Regions from separate parts of the Mus musculus genome. Here region 1 is linked to region 2. Evidence: chromatin loops called from intact Hi-C (ENCODE). Cell type or tissue: gastrocnemius. All regions are shown on one strand. Each heading gives the region's core, and the rest is flanking DNA. Links, peaks and the distances in the headings are about the cores only.

Evidence for each region. Peaks named below come from ENCODE experiments on the same cell type or tissue, not always from the same donor. Only the 100,000 strongest peaks of a DNase experiment are listed, where the experiment ranks them.
Region 1: a loop joins it to region 2, with 2.0 times the contacts of the local background. A loop is called at or near these places in 1 of 42 quality-filtered maps.

Annotation. Positions count from the first base shown.
Region 1 is chr1:171,259,275-171,267,603 of GRCm38, forward strand. Adamts4 (a disintegrin-like and metallopeptidase (reprolysin type) with thrombospondin type 1 motif, 4) reads left to right here. Exons shown (of 9, transcript NM_172845.3): 9 at 1-2,993. Among named protein-coding and RNA genes, the nearest start is that of B4galt3, 6.9 kb to the right of the region's middle. In gastrocnemius, for the core only: a CTCF peak has its summit at 4,986 (motif pointing right); DNase peaks (open chromatin) are centred at 3,649, 4,083 and 4,617; H3K4me3 peaks cover 952 bases; H3K27ac peaks cover 4,799 bases.
Region 2 is chr1:171,160,200-171,168,528 of GRCm38, forward strand. Mpz (myelin protein zero) reads left to right here. Exons shown (of 6, transcript NM_001315499.1): 6 at 1-931. Among named protein-coding and RNA genes, the nearest start is that of Mpz, 8.8 kb to the left of the region's middle. In gastrocnemius, for the core only: a CTCF peak has its summit at 4,194; no DNase peak of the experiment used is centred there; H3K4me3 peaks cover 7 bases; H3K27ac peaks cover 289 bases.

The DNA of each region.
Region 1 (8,329 bases), core at 228-8,227, 99 kb after region 2:
AGGGAGGTGTAGAGGGTGAGATCTGCCTGCCTCACTGCCCCAAACCGCAGGCTGGCCCTGCCCTGGCTTCCTGCCCTGGGAGGCAGTGATGTCTTGGTGAATGGAAAGGGGCTAGGTGACAGTACCCTATCTACTAAACTGCCCCCTCTACCCTGCAGGTCACAGGAGGAATGGGGGGAAGACAGGGTGGGTCCTGGGCCCTAGTTGTATTTATTTGGTATTTATTCATTTTTATTTAGCACCAGGAAAGGGGACTAGGGTCTTGGGGAAACTCACCCATTATAGCCCTAACCTAGCTATGAAATCCAGGGTGTTGGTGACAAATATGAGTGGTGTGTGTGTGTGTGTGTGTGTGTGTGTGTGTGTTTATGTATGAGGTACAACCTGCCCTGCTTTCCTCTCCCTAATTTTTTTTTTTTTCTGGGAAAAGGAAAGTCAAAGGTAGGACTGCCTTCAGGGAGTAAGGGATGATTGTGTTTTTAAATTGAAGTTTGCTATTTATATGCTCTTTTTGGAGTCAGACAAATGTGGGTTATATTCTGGCCCCGCATCTTTGAGCATTAGTTTTCTCATGTGCCAATAATAATCCCTTAGAAATTGGTTGTAAGGATTAAATGATGTTAATAAAGAACTAGCATAGAGCCTCTCACTCAGTAGGTGCTCAAGGAATGGCAGCTGCTGCTCCTGTGGTCCTTGTTCTCCCAGTCACCCTCCACAGAGGCTCTGCCAGGCACTCGAAGTCCACAAGGATTCATGTCACTTGTGCCTATCTTTAGTCCCAGGCTCAGGACCTTCGGTTGGCAGGACCCTGTTTAGGATTTGGAGAGAGTTCAGACTCTCAGATGGCCATCTTGTCTATTACTTCTGTAGGCACGTAAGCACCTGCAGCAGACATAATAAACACTTGGCAAAGATAGTCAACAAGAACATGAAGGTACAAGAACAGAACCCAACAACTCCCTGGACACAAACAGGAGCTTAGTTGTAAGAATGGCGGAAGGGGCAGAGAAGGGATGATGTAATAGCATCCTGGCATTCCAGGAGCTGGTGGATCTGAACTTGAGTTAGGGTTCAGCATCTTATTACCTGGGTGATGTTGGGCAAGTGCTGATAAGTGACCTTGGAGTACAAGTCTGTGGAATGGGGCCAGTAATAACTGCTCTGACAGCATTGCTCTGTGCTCAAGGATTTTCAAACAGTAAAGGCCGTTGTAACAGGAGAGGTGACCTTTGTGGTGACAGACTGGGACAGTGACTCCAGAATCAATCAAAGTAAGCCCAACCAACATCTAGGAATGGAATTCAATGAGAGGAACAGGATGTGGTCTGGTATTGCCTAATAATCAACAAAGCAAAGCAAAGCCAAAAAAAAAAAAAAAAATCCTACAAGAGTGGAGCCATCTGTCAATCTGTCCAGTGGTGGCGGAATGCGAGGACCAGCACTGGCTGAAATGGATCTCCCTTCCTTGAGGGGTAACCTAGTCAGTCTTATGTGCGTCAGGGACTGGCGAAAGTGTCAGTGGAGAATTTCACATGCTAAGTGGCAAATGCAGAGCTTCTAGGATTGTGGAAGGGACTGAATGCTGAGGTAGGAAGGAGCTGTAGGTTAGGAAGACCCTGAGGTGAGGGTGGACTGTGGAGACACTAAAGGCATCTTGCTCTGCCAAAGGAGAGTAGGGGTGAGAGGGGGAGAGGCAGGCACAGAGGGCAAGGCTGTTTGTGTGCTGTATTCATTGGGACCAGGCTTGGCTGGTCAAGTTCTAAACGAGGCAGGGCAGAGCGTTGTAGAGTGCTCTGTGCCTTACACCAGCAAGCACAGTGGCTGCTCTCTCTGCAGGCTTGAGGGAAGGGCTGGCTACACTCCTCTCTTTAGCGTGCATTGCTCTCACTCCCATGCTTGCTCTCTGATGTGGGCCTTGTGGTGCTTCTACCAACCAGGCAGGGGGAGGCAGCAACAGGACAGTGGCATCTTCAGTTGCTTCATCTCAGTGGTAAGATTGGACCAACAGTATGTTTATGGAACTTAATACTATGAACTCACGGTACAAGCAGAGCTTTGTTGAAGTGAAGGTAAAACACAAATGATATACGGCCGTGTCCTTAAAGAGCTCACACTGCATCCTGGGGGAGGGGGGAGGTTGTGCAGCACATGTCCACAAAGAGAGTCAAGGGTCAGTCTGAGGAGCTATAAGATAAAGGCAAAATGGACTTTGTGAAGCTTGAGCCTTGTACCTGAGCACCAGGGCTCAGGAAGGAGGAACGTGATTTGGGCTTTGGGAAGTGGGTCATTATGGTAACGCTTCTCACATTTCTTTGAGGTTCTTGGCAATTTACTTTGTAAGTCACTGTCATATGTTATTTTAAAGAAAAACCACTTTGTTCACCAGGTAGGGTTCTTACTGGCACGAAGAAATTTTCTCCTTGGGAGGTAGAAACAGATGGGTCGGAATTTCAAGGCTATCCTCCGTGGCAACATCATAGCATAAAGGCCAGTTTGGTTACATGGAACTTTGTCTCAAAAGAGGAGGGGGCTGGAGAGATGGCTCAGAGGTTAAGAGCACTGACCACTTTTCCAGAGGTCCTGAGTTCAATTCCCAGCAACCACATGGTGGCTCACAACCATCTGTAATGAGATCTGACGCCCTCTTCTGGTGTGTCTGAACACAGTGACTATGTACTCATATAAATAAATAAAATCTTTAAAAAAAAAAAGAGGAGGAGGAGGAGGAGGAGGAGGTAGAGAATTTTGAAGGCTAGAGAGATGCTCAGCCGTTAAGAGTACTGGCTGCTCCTCCAGAGAACCTGAGTTTGAGTGCCAGCACCCATACGGCAGCTCACAACCATTTGCAACTCCAGTTCCAGGGAATCAATACTCCCTTTTGTTCTCTGTGGGTACTTAGGCACGCACGTGGTGCATAGACATACATGCAGACAGAACACTGATATCCACAAAGTGTAAATAAATAAAGAAAAATTAAAAAACATTGAGTTTAATGGCCACTTCTGTGATGATTGACTGATTGATTGATTGACTAATGGTTGGTTGGTTGATGAAGTGGGTGGGTTTGTATAGTGAAAGAGGGTCAGAGACAGTTAGCTCTTCAAAAAGATGAGTATCCCAGTTCTCAATGCTGGGCAACACCTGACCTTTTCAAGGAACGATCTTCCTTGTTCCACCCCTCCAGGGCCAGAATATAAGTTCCACATAACAGCTATCCTGAAGTCAAGAGTCCAACAAGTTTTTGCTAGAAGTGGAGATGAGGGAATATATCTCTCTGTCTTTGGACCAGGAGGAGCTCAGTCTCCAGTTCGTCTAAGCACTGCCTCTGTAGCTTTGAGCTTACGATGTGGTATAGAAGCAAGAGCAGGAAGAGGGCAAACAAGAAGAGAGGGGAGGGTGCCAGAACTGCTCGGGTATCTGTAAAGATGAGAGGAGGGACAGGGAGAGACTTGACAAAGAAGAGGCAGTGATTGACAAGGGGTGTGTCCCCTGAAGAAGTTTAAGTAGAGTTCAGACTCTCTCATGAGGCAAATGCTATCTATGCATGAGGACTCAGCTGAGCTGGGAAGGCGGCTGTAGCAGGGCAGGATTCTGATCAATTTCCTCAACCCCCGCCTGCCTGCCTCTGACATTCTCACTTCTGTGGTTAGAGCAGAGGAAATCTGGGCTTTCGTCCAATCACTATTTTGGTGGTGGCGGTGGGAGAGCCAGGGTTTCTGCAAAGTGCTGGAGAACGGGTATTTGTTTTTCTACATGAACTCTAGCTCCGCTTCTCTCTGTCCTTCCCATACAGCAGTCTCTCTCTCTCTCTCTCTCTCTCTCTCTCTCTCTCTCTCTCTCTCTCTCTCTCTCTCTCTCTCTCTCTCTCTCTCTCTCTCTCTCTCTCTCTTCTCTCTCTCTCTCTCTCTCTGACATACCAGATTGACAATGATAGAAGCAGTATCTCATTGGTCAGAGCTTGTCAGGGAGGGAGGGATGAGGGCATGGATTCAAAGGATTAACATTTTATTGGCTATGAGAATGATGTTCCTGAGCCAATTGAATACCTTCCCCATTGACTGTTGCTGGGGGGAGGGGAGTGGGGGCAGCGCAGGGCGGGGGGGGGGTGAGAAGCCAAAATCTTTGGCAGCAAGAGCAACCAGCTGACAGCTGGAGGAAACTATCAGCTCAAAATATGCTCAGAAAAAGGGGAGTCAGAGGGGGAGGGGGAGCAACAATGTTCAACAACATCCCCAGACAGGACCTTATATGGGGACAGGCTCCAAGCTCTTAATTAGCCTTGGGGAGGAAAGGAGGAGGGGTGGAAGTGTATTTAAGCATCTATTATAGTCTTTAACTAACAAAAAGCCATATAAGCTCTTACAGTGACACACATTTTTCACACACACACACACACACACACACATCCTGATAGAGACATGATGTTAGGCACATTCTCTTGATAATGCATATACAAATATTCATGAAAGAGAACAGGGGCTGGGAGAAGTGGAGGAGAAGAGGAGAAAGAGAGGAGAGAGGACAGGGGAAGTGAATAAGAGAAAAAACCCTGCTGGGTGTGGTGGTATATTACTATTACTGTAATCCCAGCACTCAGGAAGTTGAGGATGGAGACCTGCCAGGAACTCAAGACCAGCCCCAGCTACGTAAGAAGACTCTGACTCAAGCCAGGTGTGCTGGCTTTTATCTAGCACTAAAAGGCAGCAGAGGCAGGTGGATCTCTGAGCTCAAGGCCATCCTGTTTACAAAGTGAGTTCCAGGAAAGCCAGGGCTACACAGAGAAACTCTGTCTCAAAACAAAGAACAAACAAACAACCAAACCAAACCAAACCAACAAAATGAACAAAAGAAAAAAGATGAAGAAGACCCTGCCTTAAAAAGTAGAAAAGAAGGGTCTAAGGAGGCAGTTCCGCTGGCAAGGTGCATGCCACACGTACTTGTTGTTTTAGGATTTTATTGTATGTGCTCTACCTATCTGCATGTACACCTGTATGCCAGGAGAGGGCATCAGATCCCAGGAGAGATGGTTGTGAGCCAGCATGTGGTTGTTGGGAATTGAACTCAGGATCTCTGGAAGAGCAGCCAAGGCTCTTAACCACTGAGCCATCTTTCCAGCCCACAAGATATATACTTGAATCCTAGCACTTGGGGGTGGGGCAGGTAGATCTAAAAGTAGCTAGCCAGCTAGTCTAGCCTACATAGCAAATCCCAGGTTTCAGTGAAAGATCTAATCAAAAGAAAGAAAGGAAGAAAGAAAGAAAGAAAGAAAGAAAGAAAGAAAGAAAGAAAGAAAGAAAGAAAGAAAGAAAGAAAGAAAGAAAGAAAGAAAGAAAGAGAGAAAGAAAGAGAGAAAGAAAGAGAGAAAGAAAGAAAGAGAGAAAGAAAGAGAGAAAGAAAGAGAGAAAGAAAGAGAGAAAGAAAGAGAGAAAGAAAGAGAGAAAGAAAGAGGGAAAGGGGGGCTGGCGAGATGGCTCAGCGGGTAAGAGCACTGACTGCTCTTCTGAAGGTCCTGAGTTCAAATCCCAGCAACCACATGGTGGCTCACAACCATCCGTAACGAGATCTGGCGCCCTCTTCTGGAGTGTCTTAAGACAGCTACAGTGTACTTACATATAATAAATAAATCTTTAAAAAAAAAAAAAAAAGAAAGAGAGAAAGAAAGAAAGAAAGAAAGAAAGAAAGAAAGAAAGAAAGAAAGAAAGAAAGAAGAAATGTGATGGTGTGTGATGGTGTGATGGTTTAGTGGTACTAAATGCTCTTGAAGACCACAACTTACAAGCATCTGTAACTCCGATTCTGGGTGACCTGATGGCCTCTCTGGCTTTTCCAGGCCCTAGGCACCACTTAGTATGCATGCATACATAGGCAGGCATATAGGCAAGTGAACACACACACATAAAATAAAAATATTCTAATGAGAGCTGGAGAGATGGCCCAGTTTTTGCGGAAGACTGGGGTTTGATTCCCAGCACCCATATAGTGGCTCACCGCCACCTGTAACTCTAATTCCAGGGGCTCCAAGACCCTCTTCTGGCTTGCTGTGGGTACCAGGCATGCATGTGGCATACATACATGAAGACAAAACATTCATACATGAAAAATAAACCTAATTATTTTTAAAAAATCAGAACCAAACAATGTAAATAGCTCCTAAGGAACAATGCCCAGAGCTGACTTACAGCCTCTGTAGCTGCTTTGTGAGTGCTGCTTTCTTCCACCCTTCTCCACCCTTTTTCTTCTCTTCCAACCCCCTAACACTACATAGGAGAGAAAAAAGGATAGAGGAGAAAGGAAAGAGTACCCTGAATAAAGTCAGGGGTCAGAAAGGGGGTGATGCTATCATCAAACTACTTCTTGCTTATTAGGGGTGTTGAGTTTCATTGAGGTAAGTTTGATCTTCACATTCTGGGTATATAATCTCTTCTTCTTCTTCTTCTTCTTCTTCTTCTTCTTCTTCTTCTTCTTCTTCTTCTTCTTCTTCTTCTTCTTCTTCTTCTTCCTCTTCCTCTTCCTCTTCCTCTTCCTCTTCCTCTTCCTCTTCCTCTTCCTCTTCCTCTTCCTCTTCCTCCTCCTCCTCCTCCTCTCCTCCCTCCTCCTCCTCCTCTTCCTTCTCCTCTTCTTCTTCTCCCTTCTTCTCCGTCTTCCCTCTCCCTTCCTCCCTCTCCCTTCCTCTCCTTCCTCTCTTTTCCTCTCCCTTCCTCTTCTTCCTCTCCCTCTTCCTCTCTCCTCTTCCTCTCCCTCTCCCTCCTCCTCCTCTTTCTTCTTCTTCCTTCTTTATACATGACAACTTAACAAGCCACATCCAACAACCATATCCAACAACCACCCACCCTGCCTTTCAGGGCCCTAGCATTTATAGACCCTCTGAAAAGTCTCCAGAATTCCAAATGTCACACAATCGCAGAAACCATCTGCAGCTGGCAAAATAACACCTCTGATAGAGCACAAGGCAAATCATAGTCAGCAGCTTTGAAGCAGCCCCCACATCCCCACACTTGGGATTAAAACAAAAACATATATTCTTATAATATTTCTGTGTTCTTTTAAAGGAACCAAAACTCCAAAATTGTCACTAAAATAGCCTCCACATGTAACTAGACTTTTGACTACTTTGTGGGTCCTTTTTTTCTTCCACCCTTTCCCACCCCTCTTCTCCCCTTTTAACCCCCTAACACTAGATAGAAGAGAAAGAAGGATAGAGGTGAGACAGAGAGAAGGAAATCCCCAAATAAAGCCAAGGGTGGGAAATGCAGTGATAACATTGTTATACTACTTCCTGCTGATTAGGGGTGTGGAGTCCTTGGGGCAAGTTTGATCTTTGCTGTCAAGATATCTAATTTCTTCTTCTTGTTTCTTCTTTGTGCATGACGATTTAATAAACCGAAACTAACAGCAACTAGCCCCGTCTATCAGGGCTCTAGCATTTATAGACCCTCCAGAATTCCAAATGTCACACACTCTCAGAAACCATCTGCAGCTGGCAAGACCACTTCCCTGTTAGAGCTCAAGGCAACCCATAGTCACCTGCTGTGAAATGGCTCCCTTCCTCTCCCTTCCCCTCCTTCCCTTCCCTTTCTCTCCTTCCTCTCCCACACCTGGGATTAAAACTGAACACACATATTCCCATAATATTTCTGTGTTTTTTTAAAGAAACCAAAATTCTCACTACATCTACATGCATGCACATACCTGTGCCACTATGCACACACCTAAATCAAGCAAATAATAATAATAATAATTAACAATAATAATAATAGAGCATGAAAGTCAGTTTTGCAAGAATAGAACCCTACCTGCCAGATATAGTGGCTCATGCCTATAATTCCCAGAAATCAAGAGGCTGAGGCAGAACACCAGGTCAGATGGGATCACCTGTAGATGAAACCAAACCAAACCGGAAACAGAAAAACAGAGTGGCTGAGTCTGCTGACACACGTCTGTAATGTCAGCCCTGAAGGTTAGAGGCAAGGGGACCAGTTATTCCAAGCTAGCCTAGACCACAGGAGACCCCCATCTCAGAACAAAATGAAGGAAACAGAAGCAGCCCCAACAACAAGAAGGAAGCACCAGTGGAGCAGTCTCGGGAGAGGATCCTCTGGGGAAAAAAACCCACATACCAATAATCTGTGTACGTCTGACTCTTCTGCTAACGTGAGCTCCTCCAAAAAACAAAAACAAGTCGAACAAACCGACAGCCACCCCCCCTCCCAGCCAGAAGAACGAGTGTGAAGCCAGTGAAGTGGCTCAGTCCCTTAAAGGTACTTGCTACCGAGGATGTCAACCCGGCAACCTCAGTTAACCCTGGAACCCAGGTAAAAGTGGAAGAGGA
Region 2 (8,329 bases), core at 255-8,254:
CTCAAGAACATGATGGGCCTGGACTCGGACAAGTGACCGTCACATCCAGGCCCTGTCAGAGCAGGGGACCTAGGCTCCTCTTTTTCCCGGGTCTAGGTGCTTTCCTCTTGCTCCTCAGCCCTGCCCTGCCCTTACCTCCCAATGAGATGTAAAGTTTCATTCCAACCTTCCTTTCCAAGTCTTGTACTCCTCCTTCGCCTTTACCCCTCGGCTTTCCAGGAGCCTAGGGACTAACCCTACTCCTCGCCTGCCCCAAGGGCTGTGTGTTTGGTGCCTGTCTCTCAGACACCGAGAAGAAAGGGACCTTGATAGCCTCTGCCCAACTCCAGGCCACTTGGCCTTCCCATCTCTCCCCCCCCCGCCCCCCCCCCCAGCTGATCCCCTGGCTCCTTCCTGCTCTCCCTTTCCTACCTTCTGGTGGCCCAGCTCCACACTCTGTCCTCGGGCTCAAATCCACATCGTGCAGAGCAGACTCTCCATCAGGGTTTATTTAGGTTGCTGAGTATTTTTTATTTGCCCATCCATTCTTTCGTTTGTTTACCTGAGCCCACGGCCCCATGACCGAGGACCAATGACGTCATGTGGCTTTTGCAGTTCCCCACTAAGTCTTTACTGGAGAGCCAGGCAGGCAAGCAGCGCATAATCGATGCCCTCTGACCACTACGGAGCACAGTTCTGGGACTCCGAGATTTGGGGAAGGAAAGAAAAAAAAATGGATCCTCACAGGTCAGGGGTGCAGTAGGGGGCTTTAAGAAATGTCTTCAAAATAAATAATCAGAACAGGAAACGCCAGCGAGAATGGGAAGGAAAGGAAGTGGCTACACCCCCGGGCACAGTGGACTGTTAGGACTTTTCTACATTCTGTATATTTCTCCTACCATCTCCAAATGTCCTTAAATGTTTAATAAACACTGACATTTCCAGAAGCTGCTGCCTCCGTTTTGCTTTTTCAAATCCTCATAAGAATCCCTTCCCCTGCTGTCATTCATCCCCAGGCCACATTTCTTCCTCATCAGCTGGTTTTCTTTTTCAGGTTGGATTTTATGGTATTGGCCCATGTGGCATAATAGGGAGAACTCTGAAATAGGCCCGCAGGCACATTTATGTATTAAACGCTATCTGGTGAGCTTGTGCTGGGTCCTGATCTGTGTCGGGCCCTGCTTTTACATGTGTGCAAACACAAAAGCGTTCTTTACCAAGACCTGGATCCTAAAGCATGCCAGCCGCTCAGGGCCGTGTCTGCCCCAGAAAGCTTACTTGCCTTTGCTAAGCTTGCTTTGCACTTCATAAATACAGGCAACCATTCTCTCTACCCTGCGCAATTCCCAGACCTTCCGTGAGAATCAAGTAAGAGACAGTGTATGGAAACCTTTATAAGCTATAAGCTCAGTTGTGCATATTATAACATATGACTAACTTATTAAGGGTCAGGTCCTTAAAAGTGGTCCTTGTCTTGCCTAAGGGGGTATACGTTAGGGGATGGAGAGATGGGTCAGAGCTCCCACACGGAGACTCACAACCATCGGTAACTTCAGTTTCAGGGGATCTGATGTCCTTTTCTGGCATCTGTGGGCAACAGGCATACAGGTGGTACACAGACTTATGTGTAGGAGAATCACTCGTACAAATACAATAAAGAGGAGTGCACTTTTATAAACTAGTACAAATCTCATTCCTGCTTACAAATATACACGCAGAGAACTTGATGTTGAACATGGCAATGCATACCTATAATCTCAGCACTTAGAACGTACAGTCAGGGAGATCAGAAGTCCAAGACCAGTTCTAACTAAATAGTAAATAACAGTTTAAGGCCAGCCAGGTTTACAAGAGACCCTGTTTCAAAAGCAACAACTTCCGTTTGTTCTCTACTTTAGATATATTATTAATACCTGACTATATATTATTAATACCTGACTAGCCAGTTTGTGGATAACGTCAATTTAGATATATCCTGGAATCTTTAGATGATTGTGGGAAAATGTAACCGCTTCTTCTGGAGGCAGGTGTGGGGGAGCATTAGATTTATTATTAGTCATAGTAAGCTACCTGATGTGGGTGTTGGGACCTGAATGTGGGTTTTCTGCAAGAGCACTAACAAACTGCTGAGCTATCTCTCCAGCTGCTCAAAAGAATCAGACATAATGTCTGGACGGAAACTAAGATTTTATTTCACATGATATAAGAAATAAAATGTAAAAATGTGTGTTGGTACATTACAATAATTCTGGCGTTCAGAAAGCTGGACAGTAAAGGGATTTCTAGGAGTTCAAGGCTAGCTGGGGTTACAGAACAAGACCTTGTTTAAAACACAAAACAGAATTATAGCCCCAAGCAGTCACTCTAAACAAACACACATGAGAAGAACTGAGAATGGAGTCAGTAGCAGGCTGTGTTACTACATCACACACACACACACACACACACACACACACACACGCACACGCACACGCACATGCACATGCACACACACACACACACACACACCAATACTTAAATAAGAGGTCATCATGAAAAGTCTGGCAAGTTGCCAGATGACTGCAATTTTATCACTTTTGGGGGAATGAGGCAGAATGATTGCTTTGAATTCAAGGCCAGTCTAGGAGCCAAGAGAGAGGGCACATTCTTAAGAGGGCACTTGCTTAAACTCTACAAGAAGAAGACCTTTAAACAACACAGAAAATCTAAAACTCACCCAGGAAATACTTCAGATTTTATCCTCTTCATTGGCAGAAAACATTATAATAAATATTATAAACAAAATCTGCAAGTGAATTGGTAGTGATGGGGAAATTATAATGCATTTTAATAGCTCCCATACCTTCACCTCTATCTACAGCCTCTTTTTTCTACTTCACTGTCTGATAAAGCCATTTGAACATGTCTGATCTGGTAGAGTATCTGCACTATGTTTCACGGTCTCCTCCCAGCCCACTACAACCATGGCCATCACTCCACTAAAATTGCTTTCCTCAAAGGGCATCAGTGATGTCCATGCTAAGTATGCTTGTAGAATAGCATAGTGTGTGTGTGTATGTGTGTGTGTGTGTGTGTGTGTACTGTTTGTGTGTGGTGCGTATTATTGGCCTAGGGTCTTGTGCACTTGAGCCAAGCACTCTGCCACTGAGCCACAGCACTAGCTCCTGTTGTTCAAACTCAGTGGTCACTTTTGAGTCTTTGCCATCTCTTGGCAGTGTTCAGCATGATCAACCATTTCCTCTCTTTGGTGATGGTTTACCACTTGGCTTCCTTGAGATAGATTCTTCTGCTTTTTGTTGTTTTTATCAATTTGAGAAATGCATGAATTAACTTTTTAAAAAGATTTATTTATTTGTTTATTATATGTAAGTACACTGTAGCTGTCTTCAGACACCCCAGAAGAGGACATCAGATCTCATTACGGATGGTTGTGAGCCACCATATTGTTGCTGAGATTTGAACTCAGGATCTTCGGAAGAGCAGTCAGTGCTCCTAACTGCTGAGCCATCTCTCCAGCCCATGAATTAACTTTATAGCAGAGAGTGCAATATTCTCTTTGGTTTATTCCACACATTGTGGGTTTATTCCCATATTAATGCTAAAATTTCCACAAGGTTACAGTCAATTAGAGATGAATATTTTCTTCCCCTTAACTTGCTATTTTTGAAGTTTTGCTTTTAGACTTATTTATTTTGTGTGTATGAGGTTTTTTTGCCTGCTTGTATGTATATGTACATACAAGTACCTATTGCCCACCTATGCCTTTAAAAGGGGGCATCACATCACCTAAAACTAGAGTTAGAGATCAACACGTGTTCTTACCCATGAACCATCTATCCGGCCTCTTTCCCCAATTTAGATGGAGCTTTGTTTATTCATTAGTGTGTCTGAGACAGGGTCCCACTCTGTGTCCTGGCTGGTCTTGAACTTACATTATAGCCTAGGCTGACTTCAGACTCTTCAGGAGCTAAAACTCAGTCATTAGCATCCTAGGTGAATGCCCTTAACTGCTGCGATGGCCCCTGTGAGACGTTTAAAGGGTATAGAATAGTTCTTTTGCATTGTCTAGGTCATTGTATTATTGTCTAGCATACTTACTTTTCTCTGGACTCATAACTACCAGTTATACATAACTACTATGTATAATTGTTTAAAAAAAAAAGATTACTAAAACAAACCAAGAAACAAAAAACCTCCCACAGATTCTTGAAACTTTCCCTAGAGGGCAGTATACCTTTCTGTTGAGAACTTCCCCCACCCCACAACTGTCCGGTACACAGAGACAGGGTTTCTCTGTGGAGCCCTAGTTGTCCTGGAACTCTGTAGATCAGCCTAGCCTTGAGAGAACTCCTTAGAAGTGTAAATAAGGCCTGAGGCCTGCCTATAAGGATGGAGAAAGAATCTAGCCAGTGTCTCGAGCCTCCTATTGGTTCTCTTTCTCTAGCCACATCAGCTCTTCTGAGCCCCGTTTATCTATCTAGTTCACTTACAACTACTTTTAACTTCAGAGAGCCTAGCCACACACTCCCCAAAGCAGCAGAAGAGGCATCTGGATGAGATTGAGACATTGTTAGAAATCTGGGAGTCAGGTAAAGCCAGGTTGGGGTCCTCCCAAGAAGAAAGAAAGAGGGTCTAGATCTTACGTGTCTGCTATGCAGGACCAAATAGGTATTCCGGAGCTCAGTTAAAGAGGGGCCTGCCCCACCCCTCTGCCTTCTAAATCAGGCTGGACAGCATCCTTGACAATCAACCTTTAGTTTATCTGTGTCATATAAAAACCACAAATTCAGGAGTCAGACCACCTGAGTTCTACCCCTACTTCAACTACTGATTTGCTTTGGTTATTTAGTATCTCAGTGGCTCACTTTCTTCACTTGTAAAATGGAGATACCAGGACCATTACAAGAATGTAAATGAGCTAGAGGATGGTGGTGGTACACACCTTCAGTCTCAGCACATGGGAGGCAAAGGCAACTGGATCTCTGTGAATTCAAGGCCAGCCTAGTCTACAGAATGGGTTCCAGGGCTTTTACACAGAAAAACTCTGTCTCAGAAAAAAAAAAAAATTAAATGAGTTAATATGTGTGAAAGTGCCTGGAAAGGGGACTGAGCCACAGGGGTACTTTACAAGTCTCTCTTACCTCTCATGGCCTATCTGTAGCATGAGACTCAAGTATCACCCCAACCTAGGGAATGAAGATCTCAGAGGGCCCTAACTATGAAACCTTCTAAGTCAACAGAATTCAACCCAGCAAAGAATAATCACAGCTGACCTGGTCATTGGTCCATTGCATCCTTAGATTCTGACACAGCCTCCCCCCTTGACAAATGAGGACACTGAGTCATGGAGACATTTATTAACTTTGCCAAGGCACAATGGTCACTGAACTAAGACTAGAACTCAGGACCTAGCACTAAGAGGACACTGAGGGACGGGATTCATGCACCTATCTGTCACACTGGTTTCTAAGTGTGTGAGCTTTTGGCCACCTTCACCATTTGACTGCTGGCTTCTGGAAATACCAGCAATGACATCATGCTCGGAGACTCAAACTATGTTTCTAAAGGTCAGATTCCCATTCTGTGGACATTTTTATTATACACATCCTTTGTCTTCTGTTAGTCACATCATCCTAGTTATTTCCCAGCATGCTATAGACTTTTCCTAGAAAGGAATTTTTACTGCTTTGCAATAAATCAGTACCATTTGCTTACATAAGCCACTGTTTTCCTCCTGTCTTTGAGAATACACATGCAATGCTGTCCAGATATGGCTCTTTGACTGCATTTCCTAAGACCCCCAAATGGAGCCTCTTTACTTTTACAGTCTCAGCTATCTCAAACTGATCGACAGTCTTCATGATAAATGGACTCTAAAGGAAGCTCAAAGCCTGAGGGGGGAACACGGGCTGCCAGTACTCTCTTAAGCATGGCTTCTAGGGGCCAATGTCAAGGGAGAAAATGAGGAAGCTCTTGCTTTGTGACCAGCATAACTTTCTGCCTCTCTATGGACCACGAGTCCCTTGCCTTTTTAGATCAAGAGTCAGACCTGCTGCCACTTAACCAAAAAGATCACCAGTGATACCTAACACTATAGAAAGCAAAACTCCTCACCCGCAAACTCTCAATTTCCAGAAAAGCACAGACAACAGGGACTACATTTAGAGTGTTTATGAAAAACAAAGCTGACAGCAGCTAATTAGAATGAATCCAATGAGGACTGATTCGCAGACGTTGAACATGTGTCAGGGACAAGGAAGCCACCAGGAGCCACTATCTCTGCCAACAGTATCAGAAATAAAGAAATGTAGTTGGCATTTTGAAAGAAAAAGAATATACATCCCTTCATCCCCTGCTGTTTTTTAAAAAGGTGTATCTATTTATTGTATGTATATGAGTACACTGTAGCTGTCTTCAGACACACTAGAAGAGAGCTTCAGACCCCATTACAGATGGTTGTGAGCCACCATGTGGTTACTGGGAATTGAACTCAGGACCCCTGGAAGAGCAGTCAGTGCTCTTAGCTGCTGAGAGCAATCTCTCTAGTCCCATCCTCTGCTGTTTTCTCTACTGGCATTTGAAATCAAATTTCTCATTCTAGCTCCACATCTGCTTGCCACTTGTAGTGGGTCTTTGCTACTTTGTGGATTCTTCTTTCTTCCACCCTTCACCCTTTTTTTCCCCCACCATTTCAATCTCTGAATACTAGATAAGGGAGAAAAAAAAAAGGCTAGAGGAAAAAGGAAAGAGTTCCCTGAATAAAGAAAGTCAGGGGCAGAAAGTGGGTGATTTTATCATTAGACTACTTCCTGCTGATTAGAGGAGTTGAGTTCCTTGGGGCAAGTTTGATATTTGACATCAGGATGTCTAATTCAGGATATCTAATTATTTCTTCTTCTTCTTCTTCTTCTTCTTCTTCTTCTTCTTCTTCTTCTTCTTCTTCTTCTTCTTCTTCTTCTTCTTCTTCTTCTTCTTCTTCTTTTTCTTCCTCTCCATCTTCTTCTTCTCCTTCTCCTCTTCCTTCTCCTCTTAATCCTCCCCTCCCCCTCCTTCTCCTCTTCCTTCTCCTCCTCTTCTTCGCACATGACTACTTAACAAACTGTGACCAACAATGAACAACCAACAACCCACTCTGCCCCTAGCATTTATACACCCTCTGAAAAAGTCCCCAGAATTCCAAATGCCACACAACTATTTGCAGCTGGTAAAATCATACACCCACCAAAGCACAAGGCAAATCACAGTCAGCTGCTGGGGACAGTCTGAAGCAGCCCCAAATCCCACACCTGGGGTTAAAACAAAAACATATTCTTATAATATTTCTGTGGGTTTTTTTTTTTTTTTTTTGGTAAGGATCCAAAATTCCCGAATTCTCACTATAAGGAAAACTCAGCAAGGAGATGCTAAGGCTGGAAGGACAGACAGCTCCTAGAAGGATCTCAGGCAGAGATTCCTGAAGAAGAAGAAGCCAGGAAGTGAAAGGAGCAAGCTGAACACTGAGGCAAGATCAGTGCAATCCTATCCTGAAATATCATGAAGTCTCTGAGAGCAGGCTCCGAAGACTGACCAGAGAGAAAAGCTTCTCTTTAACTGCCTGAATCCCACACCACCCCCACCCCCTCCATTCTTAGCCCCACCCCAACCCCTGGGCCTAGATCTCTCCTTGTCTGGGCCTTGGGAAAGTATATCCCAGGCTCATAAGATCTCAGGACTCTTCTGCTTTGTCAGGACTGCAACCCCAGCTGTTACCCCTGCAGAGCTGAGAAAGCGCCAGGAGGGAAGTCTGGAGTAGGGACATGGTAAGTGATGTGGTAAAGAAATGAAGAGTCAAAAAATGCCACACAGAAAAGGCAAACTCCACTTTCTAGCTGACAGAGCCTAACTCACTGGAGCCCGACCCACTGACTTGTAATTCCTTAGACAATTAGAGAGCAACCCCTAGTGGCTTCTGGTGCCTCACCCCAAGTAGCGTGTGTCAAAGAAGACAAATGTTCTAAAATTTACTACCTCAGGATTGTGAGCTGTCCTCAGAATTCAATTCAAATTTGACCCTGCACAAATGGCCCAGGAGGTAAGGCTGAGTAATTTCTAACTGCTATTGAAGGATCCCATTACCTTCCAGGAGTCTCTCTGTCTCTCTCTGTTGCTCTTTCTCTGTCTCTCTGTCTCTGTCTGTGTGTGTGTGTGCTCTCGCGTGCGCGCACACACGCTTGGGCACACACTTGAGAGTGCTCACAGAGGCCATGAGAGGCCATCAGAGTTGAACTTATAGGCAGTTGTGAGCTGCCCCAGGTAGAAACTAGGAGCCAAGCTTGGGTCCTCTGCTTACAGGGTCACCTCTCCAGCCCCA